3 separate regions of the Homo sapiens genome follow, and regions 2 and 3 are each linked to region 1. Evidence: chromatin loops called from intact Hi-C (ENCODE). Cell type or tissue: OCI-LY7. All regions are shown on one strand.

The links. A loop is a pair of places that touch in the nucleus more often than their neighbours do. Peaks named below come from ENCODE experiments on the same cell type or tissue, not always from the same donor. Only the 100,000 strongest peaks of a DNase experiment are listed, where the experiment ranks them.
Region 2: a loop joins it to region 1, with 2.4 times the contacts of the local background. A loop is called at or near these places in 4 of 110 quality-filtered maps.
Region 3: it touches region 1 in a loop (2.3-fold over the local background); 2 of 110 quality-filtered maps call a loop at or near these places.

The regions. Positions count from the first base shown.
Region 1 is chr17:28,247,152-28,255,151 of GRCh38, reverse strand. It overlaps LOC105371712 (a long non-coding RNA gene), which reads left to right and starts at 4,327. Exons shown (of 2, transcript XR_934641.2): 1 at 4,327-4,574; 2 at 6,334-8,000. It also overlaps the pseudogene PPY2P. RefSeq lists a silencer at 3,728-3,777. In OCI-LY7, CTCF peaks have their summits at 3,137 and 3,345 (motif pointing right); a DNase peak (open chromatin) is centred at 3,351; H3K4me3 peaks cover 451 bases.
Region 2 is chr17:28,412,511-28,420,510 of GRCh38, reverse strand. LOC124903964 (a long non-coding RNA gene) reads right to left here. Exons shown (of 2, transcript XR_007065688.1): 2 at 6,930-8,000. It also overlaps the pseudogene H3P41. Among named protein-coding and RNA genes, the nearest start is that of SLC46A1, 10 kb to the right of the region's middle. In OCI-LY7, CTCF peaks have their summits at 3,307 and 3,509 (motif pointing right); a DNase peak (open chromatin) is centred at 3,500.
Region 3 is chr17:28,191,626-28,199,625 of GRCh38, reverse strand. NLK (nemo like kinase) reads right to left here. Exons shown (of 11, transcript NM_016231.5): 10 at 7,413-7,506; 11 at 3,245-5,044. The coding sequence ends at 4,990. Among named protein-coding and RNA genes, the nearest start is that of TMEM97, 120 kb to the left of the region's middle. RefSeq lists an enhancer at 6,167-6,376. In OCI-LY7, no CTCF peak of the experiment used is centred here; no DNase peak of the experiment used is centred here.

The sequences.
Region 1 (8,000 bases):
CCCTCGTCCTGCCCATCACAGCGCTGCCACCACTGCCTCCTGCCCTCAGAGGTTGGCAGGCAGCCTCTGAGCGTCCTCCTTTCCTTTCTTCCACCTTTCCTCCCTCCCCATAACCCTCCACAGTTCCCGGAATTAGTAAGGGAGTCCAGAAGAGTGAGGGGCTGAGAGCCCTCAGTGCCTGCAAAAGAGCCTGGGTTTGTTAGGACAGCTGAGACTGCAAAAGGACACATCGTTTGAGCTCTTGTAGGGGCGGGGGGATGTTCAGCACTGGGCTGTGACTAATGGGAATAAGGAATAGCCTGTTTACTGGTATTTAGGGTACACTGGTCCCTAGATATCTCCTCCCACCCTGTACTATGGAATTTTTTCATGGTAATCTCATTTCTTTTTCTAGAGATTATTGGCTCCATAGAAATGCAGTCTTGGTCTCACTTGGCTACTGAGCCATCCCATAAACTTCAGTGACATTGACATTGAGTTTCTCACACCCCCACCAAAAGCAGGGTTTTCTTGTTTGTTTGTTTTTGTTGTTGTTTTGAGACAGAGTCTTGCTCTGTCACCCAGGCTGGAAGTGCAGTGGCGCAATCCTGGTTCACTGCAGCCTCAATTTCCCAGTCTCAAGCAATCCTCCTACCTCAGCCTCCCCAGTACCTGGGACTACAGGCATGTGCCACCCACACATAGCTTTTTTTTTTGAGATGGAGTTTTGCTCTTGTTGCCCAAGCTGGAGTGCAATGGCACGATCTTGGCTCACCGCAACCTCTGCCTCCCGAGTTCAAGAGATTTTCCTGCCTCAGCCTCCCGAGTAGCTGGGATTAGAGGCATGCACCACCACGCCCATCTAATTTTGTATTTTTAATAAAGACTGGGTTTCTCCATGTTGGTCAGGCTGGTCTCGAACTCCTGACCTCAGGTGATCTGCCCACCTCGGCCTCCCAAAGTGCTGGGATTATAGGCGTGAGCCACCATGCCCGGCCACACCTAGCTTTTAAAAAATTTTTTGTAGAGACAAGGTCTCTCTATGTTGCTTAGGCTAGTTTCAAACTCCTGGGTTCTAGTAATCCTCCTACCTCAGCCTCCCAAAGTGCTGGCATTACAGGCATGAGCCACCATGCCTGGCCAGGAGCGGGTTTTAATAAGGAGAAGAGGCCAGAAGATGAGACACTTTCAGAAGTGGAGATGGGAGAAAGCGTTTCTTTCATGAATGGAGGGGCTCACGCCTGTTAATCATCTAGCATGTGCCAGGAGCTGTCCAAAGGCTGAGCTACATAATCCAAATCCATCTTCACAACAGTCCTAACCAGCTCCATTTCACAGATGAGGATGTGGAGGCTCAGGGGAGATGATGTCCCTTAATCAAGGTCACACAGCCAGGAGGTAGTGAATTTAGGATTCCTACCCAGAAGCCCTTGCTCTTCCTAGTGTGCCCCTTCTGGGGTTGGGGTGGGCACGAAGAATCGGCGCACATTTCACAACCTTGCCCCAGAAAGGTGGCAATATTGAACGGGTAGAGGCGACCTGACAGGCCACACAGCTGAGGCTCTGTGGCCTGAGGCAGCCAAGGCCTAAGTTCATCATCCAAGCAGTCAAGACCCACCACCCTCCAGAAGGCTTAGCAGGTCATGCCTCAGGGGCTCCAAAATGGCCAGGCAGGCTGAGAAAATCTCCAAGCTGTGCAGTGGGGCCTGCAATCCTGAAACCAGAAACCATAACCCCACCCCTTCCCCATGGCAGCAGGCCTAGGGAAGGGGAATAAGGGGTGCTGGGACCCCACAGCAGCCCTGTAAGGAAAGGAGGCACCTTGGATCTAGCCAGATGGGGAGGGGCATCTGGTCTCAGCATAACTCCCTGACAGTAGCCCCTGGGAAAAGCACAGCCCCCTCTCAACCCCAGAGCCAGTTTCTCCTTGGATCTGTATACTTGGAGCAAAACATTACCCTATTCCCCAGGCCTCCCTGCCTCTGCCACCCACACCTCTGGGCCCCTGGCAGGGACTGTGCCCTGGTCAGAACAGCTGGTAGCCCATGTGCTTCCACCCCCACCTTCTCTCTGTTCCGGACTTTCAGGTCATGACACAGGGGGAGGAAAAGAAGGCTGCGCTGGAAGTGGAACTTTAGCGGGAAAGGGGGCATGGATCCTTAGGAATATAAAGGGACTCAGGTCCTGGCCAGAGACGCTTTGCTGTGCTCCTCTGCACCTGCCCAGCACCATGGTAATGTTTGGGCCCCCTATCAGCTGTATTCTCTAGGAGCCTGGGGATGGGGGCTGACACCAAGGGCCCTCCTCAGGCTCACTAAGGGCATGAAGGGGTTAGGCCAGGGCAGCCTCGTCTGCCATTCTGATGGTCAGGACAGCTACTAAGGCTTCTTATCCCTGCTTGGGATGGTGGGGATGAGTGGAGTTCCCGGTTAAAAGAGGGTTGAGGGGCTTAGGAGCTCTGGGGGTGTGCATCATGTTTATGGGCATCGTAGTCTGTGAATCATGGTGTGTTGCAGGCACAAAATTCTCTGTGCATTGGGTGTGTGAATCATCAGGCTGGCGTTCCTGTGTGTAACTGTTAGTCATTCATTTAATATGTATTATTGAGTATCTGCTAAGTGCCAGGCACTGTTCTAGGTGCTTGTGATCCATCAATAGACAAAATAAGCAAAGAGCCCAGCTGCAATTAATGACGCCTACACTGAGGGAGGAGATGCCGCTGGGAAGGGATCGGACATAAATATAATAAATATAGAATATATAAGTTAGAAAGTGCAGGCCAGGTGTGGCAGCTCATACCTGTAATCCCAGCACTTTGGGAGGCAAGGCAGGAAGATCGCTTGAGGCCAGGAGTTTGAGACCAGCCTGGGCCACCTAGCAAGACTCCATTTCTACAAAAAATTAAAATTTAGCTGGGCATGGTTGTGTGCACCTGTAGACCTAGCTACTTGGGAGGCTGAAGCAAGAGGATGGCCTGAGCCCAGGAGTTTGAGGCTGCCGTGAGCCATGATCCCTACACTATACTGCAGCCTGGGCAACAAAGCAAGACCTTGTCTAAAAAAAAAAAAAAAGAAGAAGAAGAAAAAAGAAAGTGCAAAAATAGAGCAAGAAAAAGCAAGATGAAGGGTTGAGTTGCAATTTTTTTAAATTTATTTTTTAAATTGTTGAGACAGGGCTCTCTGTCTTTTGCCCACACTGGTCTCGAACTCATGGGCTCAAGTGATCCGCCCGCCTTGGCCTCCCAAAGTGCTGGGATTACAGGCGTCATCTACCGCACGCTGCCGGGTTGCAATTTTAAACAGGGGTGTCAGGATAAGACCCATTTAAAAGGTGGATTTTGAGCTAATGCCTCCAGGGGGCGACAGAGCCGGCCATGAGGATGTCTGGAGGAAGAGTCTTCTGGGCTGAGGACAACCTGACTGACACTTTGAGGGAAGGGCAGGGAGAAAGGAGGGCGATAAGGAATTTGCGGGAGAGAGGTCGGTGAGATTAGGGAGCTGACCAATGGTTTTATGCCGTCCTCGTGCGTACACCTTAGAGGTGTCTCCCCGTTCATTTTTACCTCGATGCTTTCTGCGTGCATCACCGGGCATGTCCAGGTGTGCACCATTCCCCTGGGCACCAGGATGTCCCTTAGGGCGTCCGTGCACTGGTGTGTGTCCCAGAAATAGCCACGTCCCTCGGCTGAGCGCCCCTGCACGCCAGGCTGCCCACGGCGCGGAACACCCGCAAGCTACCGTCAGGGATCGCGCCGACCCCAGCCGTGGGGTCACGTGACCGCCCGCGGCTCTGTCCGCCCTGCCCCCTCCAGACGCGGGCTCTGCGCTGCTCATGCGCTCTGGTCGTGGCCGGCCTCGTGTGGGTGCTGCTGCCGCCGGAGGGCGCCCTGGGCGAGGGGCTGCAGGTGCCGCAGCAGTCCAGGGCCGCCAGCTGGCTGAATTTAGGCTCGATCAAGAAGTACGTGGGGGCCGGGCGCGGTGGCTCACGCCTGTAATCCCAGCACTTTAGGAGGCCGAGGCGGGTGGATCATGAGGTCAGGAGATCGAGACCATCCTGGCTAACAAGGTGAAACCCTGTCTCTACTAAAAATACAAAAAATTAGCCGGGCGCGGTGGCGGGCGCCTGTAGTCCCAGCTACTCGGGAGGCTGAGGCAGGAGAATGGCGTGAACCCGGGAAGCGGAGCTTGCAGTGAGCCGAGATTGCGCCACTGCAGTCCGCAGTCCGGCCTGGGCGACAGAGCGAGACTCCGTCTCAAAAAAAAAAAAAAAAAAGAAGTACGTGGGGAGGCTCTTCAACAGCAGGTGATCCGGCGGAGGGCGCGAGGTTGGGAGGGAGGACGACGGAGGGTGCGGGGGGACACGGACGCCGCCGGGCACCCCCACGCGCATCGCGGCCCAAGCTGGGCTCTGGGAGCAGCCTCATGACCGCTGCAAAGACGTGTTCTCAGCACAAAGAAATCTAAAAACCACAAGAAAATTGCAAACGCCACGAACACCTCCCCACCGAAAGCCACGAAACCCCCTCCATGGACCACCACGAAACCCCAGTGGCTGAACACCTCGGAACCCCGACCACCAACCTCCTGGGGCCCCAGGTAGGACAGCCTGTACGGTCGGCACCGAACTAAGGGCCTCGGGACTGGGGGCAGCTTGGGTGGGAGCGAGAGGAAGCCCTCGGGGGTGGGCGTGCGGGGAGATACTGGCGCCCTGGGGCTTCCTTCTCCAGGCTGGGGCTTGGCCTCCAGACGCCTGGCCCTCCACCAACCCTTTTATATTGAGAGGGGCCTCAACCCTTCCTCATCCCCCTCAGCGAAAACAACAAAGACAAATCTCTGTTGATTCAGTGACTTCTGTGGGCCGGGGAGGGACCAGTCCTTCGATGGGGAGGGGGAACCCTGGAGTTCCTGCTGTGGGAGAAAAAACCTCAGCTGCTGGGTGGAAGGGTCCTCCCCTCACTCCCCCAGCAACCTTCCCCCACCTCACCCCACACACCACCACTAGCGTAGGGGAGACTCCAACGCAGAGGGAGGGCAGAGGTGAGAGAAGTGGGAACCTCAAAGGAGAGCTTCAGCTAGACACACCCCCAGTCCCACCTCACCCAAGTTTCTACCAAACAGCCCAGCTTGGGCTGTCAGAGTTGGCACAGCAACAAAAAGAGGTGCCTTTGCCCCTTACCGTGCAGAGTATAGGGGGCCGCCTTTGCCTCCTGAACTTCTAAGCTCTTCTAGGGTGAGCAGAGCGGGGGAAGGGGTGGACCTGGCCAGGGCCTGTCCCTGAGAAGCTGGGCGTGAGGGTGGCTCTCTCTCTTCTGGGGGCTCCCTTGGCCATGAGAGAGGCTTGGTGGGGGCAGAGCCCCTTGCCCTGATCCTACTCTCAGACCCAGGTATGTCTCCAGGTTGCGAACTCCTGGCTCTAGGAAGTATCCACACCTCTCCCCATTCTCACCCCATCCCCTTAAGCTGCCAGATAAAATGCTGGGACTTCAGGCTCCCTTATTCAGACTCAAACTGTTCTCTTGCTGAAGCCATCTCTCTATCCAGACACCCCTTGGATTTAAGAATCAACCTGAGGTTGGGCATGGTGGCTCACACCTGTAATCCGGAGCACTTTGGGAGGCTGAGGTGAGCAGATTATTTGAGCTCAGGAGTTTGAGACCAGGCTGGGCAACATACCAAGACCCTGTCTGTACAAAAATAAAAAAATTAGCTGGACATGGTGGCATGTGCCTGTAGTTTCAGCTACTTCAGAGGCTGAGGCAGGAGGATCGCTTGAGTCCAGGAGGTCAAGGCTACGGTGAGCTGTGCTCATGCCACTGCACTCCAGCCTGGGTGACAGAGCAACACCTGTCTCCAAAAACAAAAAATCAATCTGAGCCAAGCAGCTGCACCCTCTTAAAGCTCTTTGCCTTTTAGGACCTGGTTCTACTTCCAGGTCATTTGCACACACCAGATTGAGTCAGGACTTGAGGGGAAACACAATTGTGGAGTCACTTCCATGGGGTCTGTGCAAGGTGCTGAGCTCAGGAAAGTGGACCCCTCATCCTCCAAACCCATAACCCCATCCCTTCAGGCCAAGCATGTGGGGGAGGCAGGAGAAGCCATTCTAGGAACCAGACACATTCTAGTTTCCTCACTTCTCCCCTTTACACATACGCACACATGCGCGCTCTGTCCCCACCTATTCAGGATGACTGAGAAGGGCCAGGAAGAGACAGGTGCACTGGGACTCCGGGCAGTCCTCCTTGGGGCAGGATCCAGGTCTTTGCCCTCCCAGAGCTGGAGTGTGGAATCCACAGATTGGATTCATGGCAGTGGCTGGAACTCTCAGCTAATCTAGCCTCCTCCCTTTCCACAGCAGCTTGAATACCTCCTGCGCCCAGGATTTCACTACCTCTCCGGACAGCCCATTCTCTCCAAATTTCTGGACGGCAGCTCAGGCCCCTGGATGCAGCCATGACTGCCATAGCACCAGAATTGTGCCTCCATGCTGGGCTGATGCCCCTGCCCCCATGCCAAGGATGCTTTAGTATACCTTTTGGTGCTCCTGCTGCCTCAGCCACAGGAACGCACTGGTGCACTTGGGGCAGGGTTGTCATGGGGCTGGGTTGGGAGGGTCTACAGGTGCTGAACTGGGAAGATTCAAGCTCAAGACTGCCACTTCACCGATTGCCGAATGACCACAGAGGAGTCCCTGCCTTCCTCTGGCCACAACTTGTCCCTCTGTGGAGAGGATGAGCTGAGTGACTGATGACCTCATGGACGTTCTGGATGATTTACAAGCACAGCCTGCTTTCCCTGTTGCGTCCGCCCTGCCCTCCCCTTTCCATGCATTTGGCTCTTCCTGCTGCCCCCCACCAGGGGTCCACAGAGACACAGAGATAAGCTGTGCTTTGACTTGCTTTATTGAGCCTGTGCAGGAACAGGGAGTGAGCTTCGGCCAGAGCCAACAGTGTGGAGGGGAGAGCTGGGCTGGCACTGCCCGTGGAGTGGTAGGGGGCGGGAGGTAGTGTTACAAGTCCAGCGGGCTGAGCTCTCTGTGAGGACAGAGTGGAACATGGCAGTGTGGGGGGCAGGCCTCGTGCGTCAGGAGGCCTCAGGCCAGCCCTGGGCTCCTGTTCTCCCTCTTCCACCCCCCACCACACCTTTTCAAACCCTGATTCAGTCCCACCATCCCCATTTCACCCCCAGGGAGCTGGACAGACAGGGTAGGGAGTCGAACTCACCTGGGGGCAGCAGCATGGGAAGACCCCACTCTGAGAAGGCCAGCGTGTCCTCTTTGTCTCTTTCTCCATACCTGGAAGCACTGTGCCCAGGTGCCAGCCCACCGGTTTCATATCCGCCTGTAGGCACCCTCTTGCCCAGGGCACATGGGCCCAGGCCTGGTCAGCACAGATGCTCTGTTTCCCCAAGAGTGGCCTGGAAGGGGCTGGGACTGGGGCTGGAGATGGGGCTTGGGCTGGGGATAGGGTGTGGCCAGGAATGTGGAGTGGGCCCAGGGTCCCAGGGGCTGGGATCTCTCTCCTTGTCCATGGCACATGCCTAGGCTTGGTCAGCATGTTGATGTATCTACGGAGCTCAGCTGTGTACTGGGCCATCTGCTCCGGTGTGGTATTGTCCCCTGGGTACAATGGCTCCAACGGGGCTCCCCGGGCACCCAGCAGTGGCTACAGCAACAGAGCCACACAGGTGGACAGGAGCAGGAGGGAGAGGCAGCGGCATGCGGCAGCCATCTGAGGAGCTAGCAGAGGGGAGGTGGAGGTGGAGGTGGAAGAGCCCATGCTGAAGATTTTCCTATGCCCCGGAAGCAGGGCCCATCTACCCAGCCGTTTAGCCCATCATCCATTTCTCCAAGCCTGGGGACGAGAGGGCAGAGAAAAGGGCCACTCCGAGCTGACCACTCCACCTCCTAGACAGTGTGCTGGAGGCACGGACAGCCTGTCCTGTGAGCAGCCCAGCAGCCAGGGCCTCGCAAGTTAGAGAAGTGTAGCAGAGAAAATGGAGACATGAGTCCTGGAGACACAT
Region 2 (8,000 bases), 170 kb before region 1:
GGGCAGGAGCGAGAAGTCTGGCTTTCCATGCAGACTGACTGGGGTTCCAGTCCTGTCTTTGACTCTTAATTAGCCACAGTACCCTTGATAAGTCCCTCAATCTCTGTAAGCCTCTGTATCCCCTCTATAAATAGGGAATGTAAGGTTTTATAAGGATAAGTTGAGATATTTCAATGTTTACTCCATAAATACTCATTAACCATTAGCTACTGCTATTATTCTTGCTGCATTTGGGTCACTTATATTTCTTTGTTGTTAATTCTTTTTTGTAATATGACTTGCAGTTTCCTAAAATATGTATACAGGGAAAAGTGAGAGGATATTCCACTATCCAGAAGCTGGATAACTGCTCACATCCGTTTTTACGGTTCTCTTTATTTCATAGGGATCAGCCCGCTCTCGCCACATAACCTGTAGGATCCCCAGGGCAGATTGTGAGTGATCCTTGCACTCACAACTAACATTCTTACACATCTGGAGAGTGATTCAAGTCTATAATAGCAAACAGGTAAAGTATATATTTGAATGGAGATTCAGATACACACATTCAAAAAGAAAAACGAGGACAGAGTATTTGTTCACTGTTGTTCATTTTTAGAGCGTCTGACATAGTGAACTTTTTTTTTAATTTAAAAGTAAACTTTAATGTCGAAAATGCAAACTTGGGGAGGGCAGAAAGACCACACACAAGGCTGCCACTTCACACTTGGAGGGTTGCACGCAGAGGCGCTCCTCACTTCCCAGATGGTGGGGTGGCCAGGCAGAGGCACTCCTCACTTCCCAAGCTGTTGGGCCGCCGGGGAGAGGCGCTCCTCACTTCCCAGACTATGTGGTGGCTGGCCGGGCAGAGGCGCTCCTCGCTTTTTTTTTTTTTTTTTTGGAAACAGGGTCTCTCTGTCACTCGGGCTGGAGCGCAGTGGTGTGATCATGGCTCACTGTGGCCTCGACTTCACTTCCCCAGGCTCAAGTGGTCCTCTCATCTCAGCCTCCTGAGTAGCTGGGACTACAGGCACAAACCACTATGCTCGGCTAACTTTTTCTTAAGTTAAAGATGAGGTCTTGCTGTGTTGCCCGGGCTGGTCTTGAACTCTTGGCCTCAAGTGATCCTTCCACCTTGGCCTCCCAATTAGCTGGGACTACAGGTGTGAGCCACTGCACCTGGCCATAATGTGCTTTTATGAGAGGTCCATCTTCCTCTCTCTGAGGATGCACAATCCACACGTTTATACTTCATTAGGCCATAAAGACACTGTAAGAGGCCAGGCGCAGTGACTCATGCCTGTAATTCCAGCACTTTGGGAGGCCGAGGCAGGCGGATCACTTGAGGTCAGGAGTTCGAGACTAGCCTGGCCAACATGGTGAAACCCTGTCTCTCCTAAAAATACAAAAATTAGCTGGGTGTGGTGGCAGGCGCCTGTAATCCCAGCTACTTGGGAGGCTGAGGCAGGAGAATTGTTTGAACCTGGAAGGCGGAGGTTGCAGTGAGCCAAGGTGGCACCACTGTACTCAAGCCTGGGTGACAGAGCAAGGCTCCGTCTCAAAAAAAAAAAAGAAAGAAAGAAAAAAAAGAAAAGAAAAAAGGAAAAAAAAAGCACTGTAAGAGACTCTGGGACTGGGAGCAGTGGCTCACGCTTGTAATCCCAGCACTTAGGGAGGCTGAGGCGGGCAGATCACAAGGTCAGGAGTTTGAGACCAGCCTAACCAATATGGTGAAACCCCGTCTCTACTAAAAGTACAAAAATTAGCCGGGCGTGGTGACGGGCACCTGTAATCCCAGCTACTTGGGAGGCTGAGGCAGGAGAATCACTTGAACCTGGGAGGTGGAGGTTGCAGTGAGCAGAGATCGAGCCACCGTACTCCAGCCTGGGCGACAGAGCCAGACTCCGTCTCCAAAAAAAAGAGACTCTGGGCCAGGCGCTGTGGCTCACGCCTGTAATCCCAGCACTTCGGGAGGCCAAGGGGGGGTGGATCACGAGGTCAGGAGATCGAGACCATCCTGGCTAACATGGTGAAACCCCATCTCTACTAAAAATACAAAAAAATTAGCTGGGCGTGATGGTGGGTGCCTGTAGTCCCAGCTACTGGGGAGGCTGAGGCAGGAGAATGGCATGAACCTGGGAGGCGGAGCTTGCAGTGAGCTGAGATTGCACCACTGTACTCCAGCCTGGGAAAAAAACAAAAAACAAAAAAATACTCTGGAGGGAGAGGGACAAGGTACAAGGCTTGGAAAGGAAGACCAGACACTGGCAGCAGCAAACTACCACTGCAAACAAGGTCGAGAATTAGGGCTCCTAGAAGAATCCTATGTTGGTGTTCATCTGTGTTCTAGTTCACACCAGTAGTCCTGAGGTGGACTTTCAAAAAATCCTTAATTCACCATGTTAGAGATTTCACATTCCCATTTCTTCGTATTTAATTAATTAGTTTTAATTTATTTTTATTATTTATTTTTATTTTTGAGATGGAATCTCACTCTGTTGCCCAGGCTGGAGTGCAGTGGTGTGATCTTGGCTCACTGCAACCTCCACCTCGTGGGCTCAAGCAATTCTCTTGCCTTGGCCTCCCGAGTAGCTGGGACTACAGGCATAAACCACCATGCCCAGCTAATTTTGTAATTTTTGTAGAGACAGAGTTTCACCATGTTGCCCAGGCTGCTCTCGAACTCCTGGGCTCAAGCTATCCTCCCATCCCGGCCTCCCAAAGAGTTAAGATTATAGGCATGAGTCACTGTGCCTGGCCAACAGGTTTATTTATAATTATTATAAAGTTGTACTGCTAAAACTTGTTCACTGAAACATTCTGACTTGCATTGATGCTTTACCTCCCTGCATTTATACTAAAAACTCATACACAGATGAAAATGGGAAAACGGCCAATTGATTTCTCTCCCTTATTTTTCTACTCTCAATCATATACTTAAGACCCTATGGGAAAAAAAACCTGACATTCAGAATTACCAGTAATAGGAAGAAGAGAAAAATATTTTGGGAATGAAGTGTTTCCCATCATAGTTAATTCTTAAGCACGTTCTCTACGTAGGCAGTGTGTTAGCTGGATGTCTTTTGGCATAGTTGTTACACGTTTGGCATGGGTTGCACACAACTCGGTGTCTTCAAAAGGCCAAACAGACAGGCCTCACTTCCCTCCTGCAAAACACCAATAGCTGCGCTCTGGAAGCACAGATCTGTTTTTTGTTTGTTTGTTTGTTGTGACGTGCTTTCACCATGTTGGCCAGGCTGGTCTCAAACTCCTGGCCTCAAGTGATCCACCCAAACTGCTGGGATTACAGGCACCAGCCACCTGTAATGGTGCATGTGCCTCTGGGCACGTGAGCCCACCGTGCCCGGCCAACACAGATCTGTTTTAAAGTTCTGAGCAACTTTTCACACCAGACATTGGAAGGGAAGTTTGCAATCAGAGGTTTGGTGGACTTCTGAGCATGTCTACGTTCCCGGAGTGCCACAGTGGCAAGCCTGTAAGGATAGGGTTTCTTCATCTCTGCAGTAGAGGGCGCACTCTTGCAAGCGGCTTTTGTAGTCAGTAGCTCCCTGGGTGCTTTACCACAGGTCAATTTCAGGCAATTGGCTTTGTATCAGCCATGGTATAGAGACCTCCTTACTCACTCGCTTCTCCTTGTATAGAGTCCTCCTTTATCCTTCTCCTTGGGCTGTAGCTCGGCGAGCTAGAGGAAGCTCAGGGTTAGAGAGCAACAGTGGCATGGCTGCAGCTGCAAACATAATTGACTTCCTATCCTTACCTGAAAGATATCAGCACTAGAGTCGGCCCCAGTGTTCTCCGTTTTTCCACTCACTCTCATGAAATAAGGGCAAATGTCAGCCAAATGTCAAAATAACTGCGTAAAAAAAGCTAAAGTGAGCCGGGTGTGGTGGCTCATGCCTGTAATCCCAGCACTTTGGGAGGCTGAGGCGGGCGGATCACAAGGTCAGGAGTTTGAGACCAGCCTGGCCAACATGGTGAAACCCTGTCTCTACTAAAAATACAAAAAATTAGCTGGGCGTGGTGGTAAGCGCCTGTAATCCCGGCTACTCGGGAGGCTGAGGCAGGAGAATCGCTTGAACCCAGGAGGTGGAGGTTGCAGTGAGCTGAGATCATGCTATTGCACTCCAGCCTGGGTGACAGAGCAAGACTCCGTCTCGGGGAAAAAAAAAAAAGACAAAAAGAAAAGCTAAAACGGAGAAGGCACCACAGGACAGCCTCAAGTGAGGCAGGGCTGTGAGGCTGTGCCAGTTTAGCCTACCACAGGGGGCTTAGGAGCATCGGAGTTAAACATGAAAAAATCAATTCTGGGCCCATGGAGGGTAGCTGGCTACCTGGACAGGTTAACACCTGGGGAGTGCGTCTGCTGCTGTCATCCACCTAACCAGCTAGGCCTGGGCGGGGTTGCACCTTTTGCCTTCTCACTACCCCTGACTGGGTTTCAGCCTCAGATATGCTTCCCTGAGATTGCACTGGCCATAAAGATTAGGCCTGCCTGTCCCTAGTGCACCCCAGTTCCACCTTTGAGAGAAGAGCTACTCTCATCCCAGAATGTGTTGCATCTTGCTTGTTGGAGTCTCTAAGGATTACCTTATCAAGAGGCACCTTTGCTTCATTCCTCAGTATTAAATGTACAATTGATCCTGACTTAACCCATTGTGATCTGACTTCTATTTTTTTCCTTTTTTTAAAAAAAGATCTCACCTGCTGAAACTTCTGGGGTGACCACTGTTGAGTTTCAATTGCCAACGTTTCCCTAGACCTCTTTCTGTAGTACCTGGCATGTCACCACTCTCATCTGCAATTCTCTCCTTTTGGTTTAATGCTCCCTTCTGCTGCTTCTCTTCTTCCTCTCTGCCTGCTCCATCTTCCTCCCTTCATCCCGAAACGGTTGTGCTCCTTACTGACCCCTGCCTAGGCTCTCTGTCCCTTGTCATATCCTCTCAGGGTGGTCTGCTACTCCCAGGCTCTATCACACATATGCCGATGGCTCCTAGCGCTGCCCATCCTTGTTAGCTCTGGGTAGAGCTGCCCTTTGGAGCCCCCTCCACCAGGACATCACACAGGCACCTCAATCTCAGTAAGATCCAAATTGAACTCCTGAAGGTGAGGCGCGGTGGCTCACACCTGTAATCCTGGCACTTTGGGAGGCCAAGGCGGGTGGATCACTTGAGGTCAGGAGTTCGAGACCAGCCTGGCCAACATGGTGAAACCCTGCCTTTACTAAAAATACAAAAATTAGCTGGGTGTGGTGGTGTGCGCCCATAGTCCCAGCTACTTGGGAGGCTGAGGCAGGAAAATCGCTTGAATCTGGGAGGCAGACGTTGCAGTGAGCTGAGATCACACCACTGCACTCCAGCCTGGGCGAAAGAGAGAGACTCCATCTCAAAACAAAAACAAAAACAAAACCAAAACAAAAACAAAAAACACCCAACAAACTGAATTCCTTAGAGGCATCACCTGGCCCCTGCCGACTTCTTGACTTCTTCAGCCTCACACTGTCTCCGCATGGCTATAAAGTATAGCAGTACCAGATTGTAGTGGGCTGGCCACTAAGGTGTTCCTTATCGCTAATTAAATCGGCCTAAAATGGGAGAAAACAGAATGCTTTTCAGATGCTTGGAATAGTAGCTTGGTGTTGTGTCACAGTGATTCCATCGCTTTATGTTCAGAAAGCCTTGGTCCACGCCCTTTAAGAAACCTGGGATCCTCTTCCCAGGCAGCAGCACAGCACAGGAAAGGGGCTGCAAGCTCGAAAACCTATAGGACCAGGCATCCTCTATGAGTGGAGGTGGGTAGTGGGGGAGTGGTGAAGTGGAGAACATATCCCACAGCTAAAGGGAGGGGACAGTCCCTTCCCAACTTCAGCAAGGTATTGCCTGATGTGAATGTTGCCATCATTTCTGAATTTTCAAGGGAATGCAAAAACCTGGATTTTTCATATGAATCTTCCAATTGTTAGATGTTGGCAACTAATTCAAAATTTAAAATACACGATGTGAGCCGATTATTTTTTTGAAAACAAGTGTGAATCAAACAAAACACATCTGTGGGCCATATCCAACCCCTGGGTCACATGTCTGTGAACTATTGAGAGTACAAAGTGTGGAGGCTTTGGAGTCAGACAGACATGGGCTGAATATCAGCTCTGTTACCCTTTAGCTGTGTGTCTTTGGGCAAGCCACATAACCTAATTCCTCATCTATAAAGCAGGGATCACAATACTTACCTCACTGAATTATAATGAGGATAAGAGATCATATATGTAAAGTGGCTGGCACACAGCAGTTCTCTAACTAAAAACTAACTATTACTGATCAGCACTATTGACAGACCTACAAAAAGAATGTATGTACATGGTCAGCATAGGAAAGTATGGTACAGGAACACCACCAAGGAAGTGCCACAACACTTCAGTCCCTAGAGGGCAGTTCTCAGCGGTGGCTTTCCTTGTGCCTGCTCTCCCTACTGCAAATCATCCTCCGTCCCTTGGCTCTGATTTGCGGCTCACCTAGCACCTTCCCGATCCCTGCTTCCATCTTCTATTTCCCTGGCACTGGGAATAGGCAGCCCTAGATAAGTGATGTGGCCATTACAGCCTACGAATAGAAACCCCGTGTTAGAAAAGAGCCTTCTGATTTGCACCCCCGTCTTGCTTGAGTTTAGTTCTCTGGTGCACTAAAAAAAAGTCAGGTGCTCCAGGGCTTCACAGCTGGGCTTCTGAGCCTGGGACTGGAGGGAGGGCCTGACCAGAAGATATCCTTCCTGAGACCAAATGGAATCCCTAGACATTACCCTCTATGTCACCCCCAAACTGTGTCAGCCAGGAGGCGCTCCTGCAGGGTCTCCCAGAGATCAAGAGACCTGGGCCATTTTTCTTATTTGAGAATCCAGAGAAACTAAAAATAAAGACTTGCCAAGACAGGCTTTCATAGCATATTTTAAATATTTATGTTTAATAAATTAACACGTTGTAACACACAATATAATGCTACTTAGCTGTATTAGTCACAGCATAATTACAGAATTAATATATACATATATATTTATACATACACACATATATTTTCTTGCCCCATGGGTCCCCATGAGTAAATATATTCATAGAGAACTATAGAAATTGGGACACCAGTTAAAACTGTGTGACTTTTTTTTTTTGAGACAGAGTCTCTCTCTGTTGCCCAGATTGGAGTGCAGTGGCATGATCTCGGCTCACTGCAATGTCTGCCTCCTGGGTTCAAGCAATTCTCCTGCCTCAGCCTCCCAAATAGCTGGGTCTACAGGCACGTGCCACCAAGCCTGGTTAATTTTTGTATTTTTAGTACAGACAATGTTTCACCATATTGGCCAGGCTGGTCTCAAACTCCTGGCCTCAAGTGATCTGCCTGCCTCCGCCTCCCAAATTGCTGGAATTACAGGTGTGAACCACCACCTCCGGCCAAAACTGTGTAAAGTATGCTCTTCTTTCTTTGAAAGCATTGGTGGGGAGTTAATACAGGCAGGACTTAAGGGGTTATAATCCTTGACATAAGGGAAGAAGGCAGAAATGAAATAATATAATTCACCCAAAAGATAAGAGAGGAGAAGTAAAGAAACAAAACAGGTAGGAAAAGAAGAAAAGATTTGGCAAGGCTGGGTGTTGTGGCTCATGCCTATAATCCTAGCACTTTGAGAGGCTGAGGTGGGATGATTCCTTGAGGCCAGGAGGTCAAGACCACCCTGGGAAACATAGTGAGACACTATCTCAAAAAAAAGATTTTTAAATTAAAGGAAAGATTTAGCAAGATGGTAGACTTAACCACAACTACATCAGTAATTACATTAAATGTAACTGGACTAAACACTCCAACTAAAAGACCAATTTAGGGAGTGAGTCTCTGGGACTGAATGTCTAAAATTGAAACGCTTTGTGAACATGAGGCCTTGGCTCATTTTCCTTCAGGGTGTCCTATGATGACTTCAGTACCCCCAACAAAATAGGTGTCCTTGCTGTCTCTCAGAAC
Region 3 (8,000 bases), 56 kb after region 1:
GGCACCACCTCGGATCACTGCAACCTCTACCTCCTGGGTTCAAGTGATTCTCCTGCCGCAGTCTTCTGAGTAGCTGGAACTATAGGCGCCCATCACCACGCCTGGCTAATTTTTGTGTTTTTAGTAGAGACGGGTTTTCACCATTTTGGCCAGGGTGGTCTCGAACTCTTGACCTCAGGTGATCCGCATGCCTTGGCCTCCCAAAGTTCTGGGATTATAGGTGTGAGCCACTGCACCCAGCCTCAGGCAATCCTCTTGCCTCAGCCTCCCAAATAGCTGGGATTACAGGCACACACCACTGTGCCTGGTGTCTAATTTTTTTGAGGAACTGGCATACCATTTTCCACAGCTGTTGCACCATTTCACGTTCTCAGCAGCAATGCACAAGGATTCCAATTTCTTCACATCCTCGCCAGTATTTCTACAATATTTTTGGTTAATTTTTAATCTTTTGCTTTAAATATATTTTCCCCAAAACTTCGTAGCTGTAGATTCAGGCTCATTCTAATTGCGGAAAACGTCTACCATATAAACTACTGGAAAGTCCTAACTGGCAAACCACATGGGCAAAACCGATTTACTTTCTATTGGGAAAGGTCTACATTCATTTTATATGTGTTTCCACAAAAACCTTCTGACTTCTCAATTTTAAGACAGACACAGCTGTGCCACGAATTTGCTGCCTGAATGAAATAAAATACCACCAGTCCCAGTATTTCTTCCTAGTGTCCTCTTTGCTTTACTTTCCAGGGGTTTTCTCTCAGGATTGATGGATTACCTGACAGTGGTGAGATGCAAGAGGTGAGGTCTCTATAAGCAAAACCTGTTTCAAATTGTCCCTGTAGTTGGCAACCCAGGAAGTTTTTATACTTAGGTATATTGCACCACATTAATATCTAAGATGTGTAAGAAATTCGTCTTTCAAGTGGGAGAATAACTGTGAAGAGGGATGTGAAAATAAAACTCCGGAAGAGAATGGAGGAAAAAAAAATAGTGAAGATGGCCAGGCACGGTGGCTCACGCCTGTAATCCCAGCACTTTGGGAGGCCAAGGTGGGTGGATCATTTGAGGTCAGGAGTTCGACACCAGCCTGGCCAACATGGTGGAACCCTATCTTTACTAAAAAGACAAAAATTAGCTGGGTGGTAGTGGCATGTGCCTGTAATCCCAGCTACTTGGGAGGCTGAGGCAGGAGAATCGCTTGAGCCTGGGAGGCGGAGATTGTGGTGAGCCGAGATTGCGCCACTACACTCCAGTCTGGGTGACAGAGACCTGCCTCAAAAAAAAAGTTAGTGAAGTTGACTCTCTTAAAAGTATACGTGCTCGGCTGGGTGAATGGCTCACATCTGTAATCCCAGCATTTTGGGAGGCTGAGGTGGGAGGCTCACTTGAGCCTCGGAGGTTGAGCCTGCAGTGAGCTATGATCAAGCCACTGCACTCCAGTCTGGGTGACAGAGCAAGACTCTGTCTCAAAAAGACCCAAACAAACATATGTGCCATGTACCTCCTGGAGTCTTCATTTATCCTTAGGGGTGTCTGTACCCCAGTTTAAAGATTGCTGCTGTAATTTATCATCCCCACAACCAGACATTATTATTATATGCAATCTGTGTTTGCTTAGTTTCCCCCATGTGTTCACTGATTTCTTTGTTCACCATTCTTGGAGATCTGCTTTTAGTTATTCTTTTTCTTCCTCTTGAAGTATGTCATCTTCTTGAAGTAAAGTCAGTCCCCTTTAGAACTGCCTTTGGTGAGGCTCTGTTAACAGTAAACTCAATTTGTTTTCTGAAAATATCTTAAAAGTTGTCTTAATTTCAAAATTCAAATTTTGCATTCTATTCTTATTTTAATATAAAGTAATATTTTAAATAACATACCATAGAGAGACAAAAAAAAACAAAAATTCTAAGCCTTATGAGTCATCGTAAGAGATAATCTGCATCTTCCACATGTTCTTAAACTGCACACAAATTGTAGGTGATTATAGCCCTAACTTACCTGTCCACACTGACTCCACAGTTTTGCAATTCCCAAAAATAAAGCAACAAGGAACAAATCTCCTTGGTTTTCTAAGTAGGTTCCAGTAAGAGCAGGTCAATATATTTTCTCAAATACTTATCTGTAAAGGAATTTAGTTTCTGTTTTTTTTTTTTTTTTGAGACAGAATCTCACTCTGTTGCCCAGTCTGGAGTGCACTGGCACGATCTCAGCTCACTGCAACCTCCACCTCCTGGGTTCAAACGATTTTCCTGCCGTAGTCTCCTGAGTAGGTGGGATTATAGGCGCCCGCCACCATGCCTGGCTAATTTTTATATTTTTAGTAGAGATGGGGTTTCACCATGTTGGCCAGGCTGGTCTTGAACTCATGACCTCAAGTGATCTGCCCACCTCAGCCTCCCAAAGTGCTGAGATTACAGGTGTAAGCCACCATGCCCGGTCAGAATTTAGTTTCAAAATGATATGTGTTAACTCAAAATGCTCTCTTGTAAGTGATAAAACTGGTTTCCTTATCTAAGCATTGGTGATATTAATATGGCTTCTTGACAAGTAATTCTTATACTTAGTAAGTATTCAAAATTTTGTTGAATGAATAATAAATGTATTTATATTAATTTACATGAGTTAGAATAGTCAACTGCCTCAATGTCAGGAAAAAAAATCCATTCATTTTGCTAAATAAAAAAGATAGGGAGAAGTACACGCCACCTACAAACTCAAGAGTAATGTTGCTTTATCTAGCCTCAGGGAAAGTATTTTGAAGTCAGGCAGTCTGGTTTCAGGCCTTGATTACACCACCACTGGGCTGGGACTTCTTCCTTAGCTGAAAGTACCTTTGGGCTGCTAGAGGCAGGAGGCAGAAGTGAAGAGGAGGGAGGTGTCAAGTCCCTTTACCAGTCTGCTTCATACAGAGCAATCTACTTTTATGTATTTAATATATTGGACTCCAAGATATTGCTTCAAAGAAAAAAAAGTTTGAAAACCACTGGATTAGAGACTCCAAGGTCTAAAAAGACTTCTCTATTGTGTATATTTAAATCACATCTTTGATATTGATTTAACTAAATTTTCAATATGTTTTTGTCAATCTAAAGTTTTTGAGAAGATTTTTAAAAACAACCAATTTCCTCAAAGATCAAAGTGGAAATATAAATAGGAAGTGTCTCAAAACTTTGCAAAGTCAGGATACGAGCTGTACTGAAGAGAAAACAAAGGAAAGAAACTGAAATAAAACAGATGACACATCTTTTTCAAATGTCACATTTAATGTTTTCACCACTGTACTTCAAATCTACATTGTACAAAGTGACCAGAAAGTGTGCCACGGTAATTGACCAACCTCTGAGATTGTACCTTTCACACCAGTGTCTTCTTGGGCTCTTTTGATACTAAACACGTTTCTCATTCAAGTGAATTGAAATGCTTCAGTTGGGTTGATTCTCAGGAGCCTCATAAAAAAAAAACAAAGATATTGCACCATCTTTGTTTAGTAATTCAATGTTTGTTTCTTTCACAGCAAATAATTACTTCATTGAAGTTAAAACTTCCAAACATAACTTATTAATAGTCTTCAAATTCAGCTCAGATCACTCAAGTTGAAAATACTCTGCTAAATACAGATAACTTACAATAACTTTAACAGTTAATTGTCCATAACACACACCAAGGTTTTTTCCTAGACCAATTTTAAGACGATCCATTAGTATTCCTTGTACAGGTGAAAAATGATCTTCAATTTTCTTGTCTTTTTATTTTTAATATAAAAGTTGGAAGGGACATTCAAGTTTCAAGTCTCCACACTGAACTCAAAAAAAAAAAATAGTCATCATCAGCATGTGGAGGTAAACAAGCCAAGTTGTATAACTCCAGGAGGTAGAGGCCTTCGATTTGTATTCATATGTACATATGCACAGAAGAATTCAGTGTTCCAACAGAAAAAAAGAACTTGTCAAAAAGTAATAAGTTATTTACTACTGTGACATTTCAAGACTCCCACAGCTTTGCCTAAGGACACAAACACATTTGACATAATTCCCTATGTGCCTTTTTTTGTGGCTTAAATTTTTTTTTAAATTTGTTTTTGTCTTTTATTATTTTTTTACTGTCCAGTGCAGGAAAAGTCTCACAAAATTTCACAGACCTAAAATGTGCAAGCTAGTTCTCTTTCTATACAGCAATATTGGGATTCTTTTGAAATTAGCCCAGAAATGAATTATTTACACACATGAAAGATGCATGCTTGGGGTTCTTTTATGTAAGAAAGAGCAGAAAAACTTCTAATAAAAATAGATTAAATATATATATATATATTTATACTGGGTAAGGAAAACAAAAGTTTAGTCTCTCCTAGTCACAAACTCATTCTCTCTACCCACAACATTGGATTTTAGACAGCACACATCACCATCACGGCTCTAATGAGAAGCTAATTATAGGGCTTGATCATTAGGTGGCATGCCCCTCCTCCCTACCCTCCCCCCAGGTGCAGCCACGATCAGCTCACGTGGCTCCATGATTGGTCGCAGGCAAGGTTCCTAGATTCTTTAGTTTTAGAAAACCCCAAATCTTTAGGAATGGCTCAAATATCAAAATGTATGACTGTCCTTTGTGTTTGTGTGTGTGTGTGTGTGTGTGTGTGTGTGTGAACAATCTCACTTCATTTTAGAAAAGAAAAACAAAACATAAAACCCCAAACTCCCAAATTTGGTTCAATTCTCTTTTGTTCTGAGGTGAGCCATAACAGCTGCACTAAATTCATAAAACATGTGCAACTCTGGGTAAAATATTTTTCTTCTAAAAGCACAACCACTTTACAAGATTAAAAGTCTAGTAACATTTCTAAATATTATTCATATCATACAAGTAGTGGTTGTTAATTTAAAACTTCATTAGTAAAATTACAGTACAAGCATGATTAACCTCCAGAATTGCAAATCCCAGACTCCAGTGGAAAGCTACATTACATCTTCAGTAGTACATTATCTTCCACCATCACTCCCACACCAGAGGAGATGGGGGCATCTCAGATGGCTGAGCAACAGTGGAACTGGAAGAAAACAGAGATGGAGAAATTAGTTGTAATGTCACAATGGACAAAAGGGTAATTCACTACTTCCTGTTTTCCTCTCTTCCTCTGAAAAAATTAATTCCACTTCTGGATTTTTATTTGTTTCTTTGAAGTTGAATTTATTCTAAGTTGCTTGTTTATGGACCTGTTATCTATGGAGAGGCAATCTGGTATAGTGGCTAATATGTAGGCTTGAAAACCACATGTCATTTACTAGTTGTATGGCCCTGAGCAAGTGCCTTAATCTCTTCTCATTTGGAAAGAAATAATGCTGTTTACCTCATAGGATACTGGGATGAATAAATGATAATAGATGTGAAGTATTTTCCACAGTGCCTACTTCAAAGTGTAAAGTAAATGTAGGTATTACAAGTAATAATTTCAATAATCAATCAGGAAAATAACCTTAAGGGATGTAGAATCATCCATTTAAAAGTAGCCTCTCAAAATACAGTGGCCTATTTTGAATGGGCCTTATAAGCATTCTTTTATCAAGTATTAATGGAGAAGTATAGGTAATCATTTAGCATTGGTGATCTAGATCTGTTATTGGCTTTTTCCTATGTCTAAGATTGCTAATTAGATTATAAACTTGAGAGGGAAAAGTGTAACCCCTTGTTTCCCCAAGGCCCAGGATCATTTGCACCTAAGCTGCTAAACTGCCTAACTGACTGGGTCACTGACTCTTAGGGGAAAATAGTAAAACAAAGTAATTTAAAACCACAGATAAGTAAAAGTGCAACTTAATTCCTTCTTCCAATAGAAAAATACATGGAAGAAATGAAAGTCACCTGATTTTGCAAATTTTAAGCATAAAATCTTGACTGTGGTCCAACAAATCCAACCAACTTTAATATGATTAAAGGGAAAGGGCAGCAGGAAGAGAGAAAAAGGAGAGGAGAAAGGCAGCGGGGAAGATAGAGACTGTGTGACCACTCATATCCGAATCCACCCTTTGTCCTGCTTTGTGATACTGGAGCCAGACCCTGTTCATGGTTCCCCTTTGCCACCTAGCTTAATGTTAGCTTTTGTCAACAGAGGGTGCTGGAAGGGCATTTGCAAGGCTGTAGCATCAGGAAGCAGTCTCCCTTCCTTGGTTTGTTGTGCCTGTTTTTGGTCATGTGGAAGGCTCAGCTTTGGTCCACCCGAACTCTCCTGGCAGGCAGTCTTTGATGGACCAGTTCTGGCCACACCTTCTGGCACACTTCCTCTTCTGCACCACCCTCGTGCTGTGTGTTCCAGTTCCTGTGGCAGCCATACCCTCTCCAAAGAGGTCCTTACATGAGGAACCTCTTCTAAATTCTTAATTCCTTTCTTGTTTACTCTCCCTCAGTCTACAGGGAGTGGCTGCTTTCTGCATTTGCTACTTCAGCAGCCTTCAGAATCCTCTTTTATGCCTTTTAGCAGTTGATCATCTTTCCTAGTTAACAGTTCTTATTACTGAATTTTCCCCGTTTGTATTCTAGGGAAGTGGTTTATTTCTCCCGATTAGACCCTGATCAATATATAAGGAGTTAAGGAAAAAGAAATCAAGAGAAGGAAAGGACAGACAGACAAGGAGAATGAAGCCTGGTAACTTCCAATGTAGGTTCATAGCTCTACCATATGCCTTTTGACTTCTCCTCTAAATAGGCTACACCAGCAGTCCACCTACACACAAAAAAATTATTTTCTTGCTTGCAGTTATTACTAGGGAGTGAGAATGGTAGTGGGAACTGAGATGACCACGTCTAACTCCAGGACAGGTGGCCACCATACTAATGCTGCAGCAGGACTGCCATATATGTGATGAGGCAGCACAATGGTCATCCGGGGAAAAAATTGCCAAAGCAACCGCAGTGAACTGGCACCAGTGTAAAATGTGATGCTTACAGTTTTTTGTTTTTTTTTTTGAGATGGAGTTTCGCTCTTGTTGCCTAGGCTGGAGTGCAATGGTGCGATCTCGGCTCACCGCAACCTCTGCCTCCCGGGTTCAAGTGATTCTCCTGCCTCAGCCTCCCAAGTAGCTGGGGTTACAGGCATGCACCACCATGCCTGGCTAATTTTGTATTTTTAGAAGAAACAAGGTTTCTCCATGTTAGTCAGGCTGGTCTTGAACTCCAGACCTCAGGTGATCTGTCTGCCTTGGCTTCCCAAAGTGCTGGGATTACAGGCATGAGCTACCGCGCCCAGCCCAGATGCTTACAGTTTTAATACACTTTTGACTAAAGCCAAACCTCATAACAGAAACTTTCTGTTGCACCTTTTATCTATGTTATCTAAATAAAAACAAATATGCTGAATAATGAAGTAACACTGGCATCCTTTTAATTCTAACAAGAATGTTGAATTACATACATATAGTTACCTAATAAAGCTCTTAAAAGCAGCAGACTGAGGGTTGATGCAGAGAGGCACTCTGTTTCCTTTCTGCTGTTCCAAAATGAACTGATGAATAATTTCTGTGGAGAAAACAAACATCATACAATCCATGACAATTTGCAAGCCCGGGAGCAGTGAATTCTCAGCGAACTCTAGCCAGCATCTGAAAAGCACTGCCTACTGGTTTAGTTAAATCAAACACACACATCATCTATCAAGCAGAATTCAGCTGAACTTCCTAAAACTAAAATGACAGCTGTTGCTAAATATAAGAAACCTACTGGTGGCATTACACAGACTGCAACCCCATCAGTGGGAAGAGTAAAATGGCCTATAAATTTGAGAGAGACTCCACAGGTTTGGCATTATGGGTGAACTCTTCTAAGTTGCTGGCAATTATTGCCTTTTTGAAGATCACTTAAAGACCTCAGTTGGTATCTAGGTGTATAGTTTCAGGTGGTTACTTTGGGGACTACTCTCTCTCTTGTAAAATGTCCTACAGTAGACACTAAAATCACTCAGAATTTTGGATGTCATTACTCCCACTGTATTCCAATAGGAGATCCTGCCACAA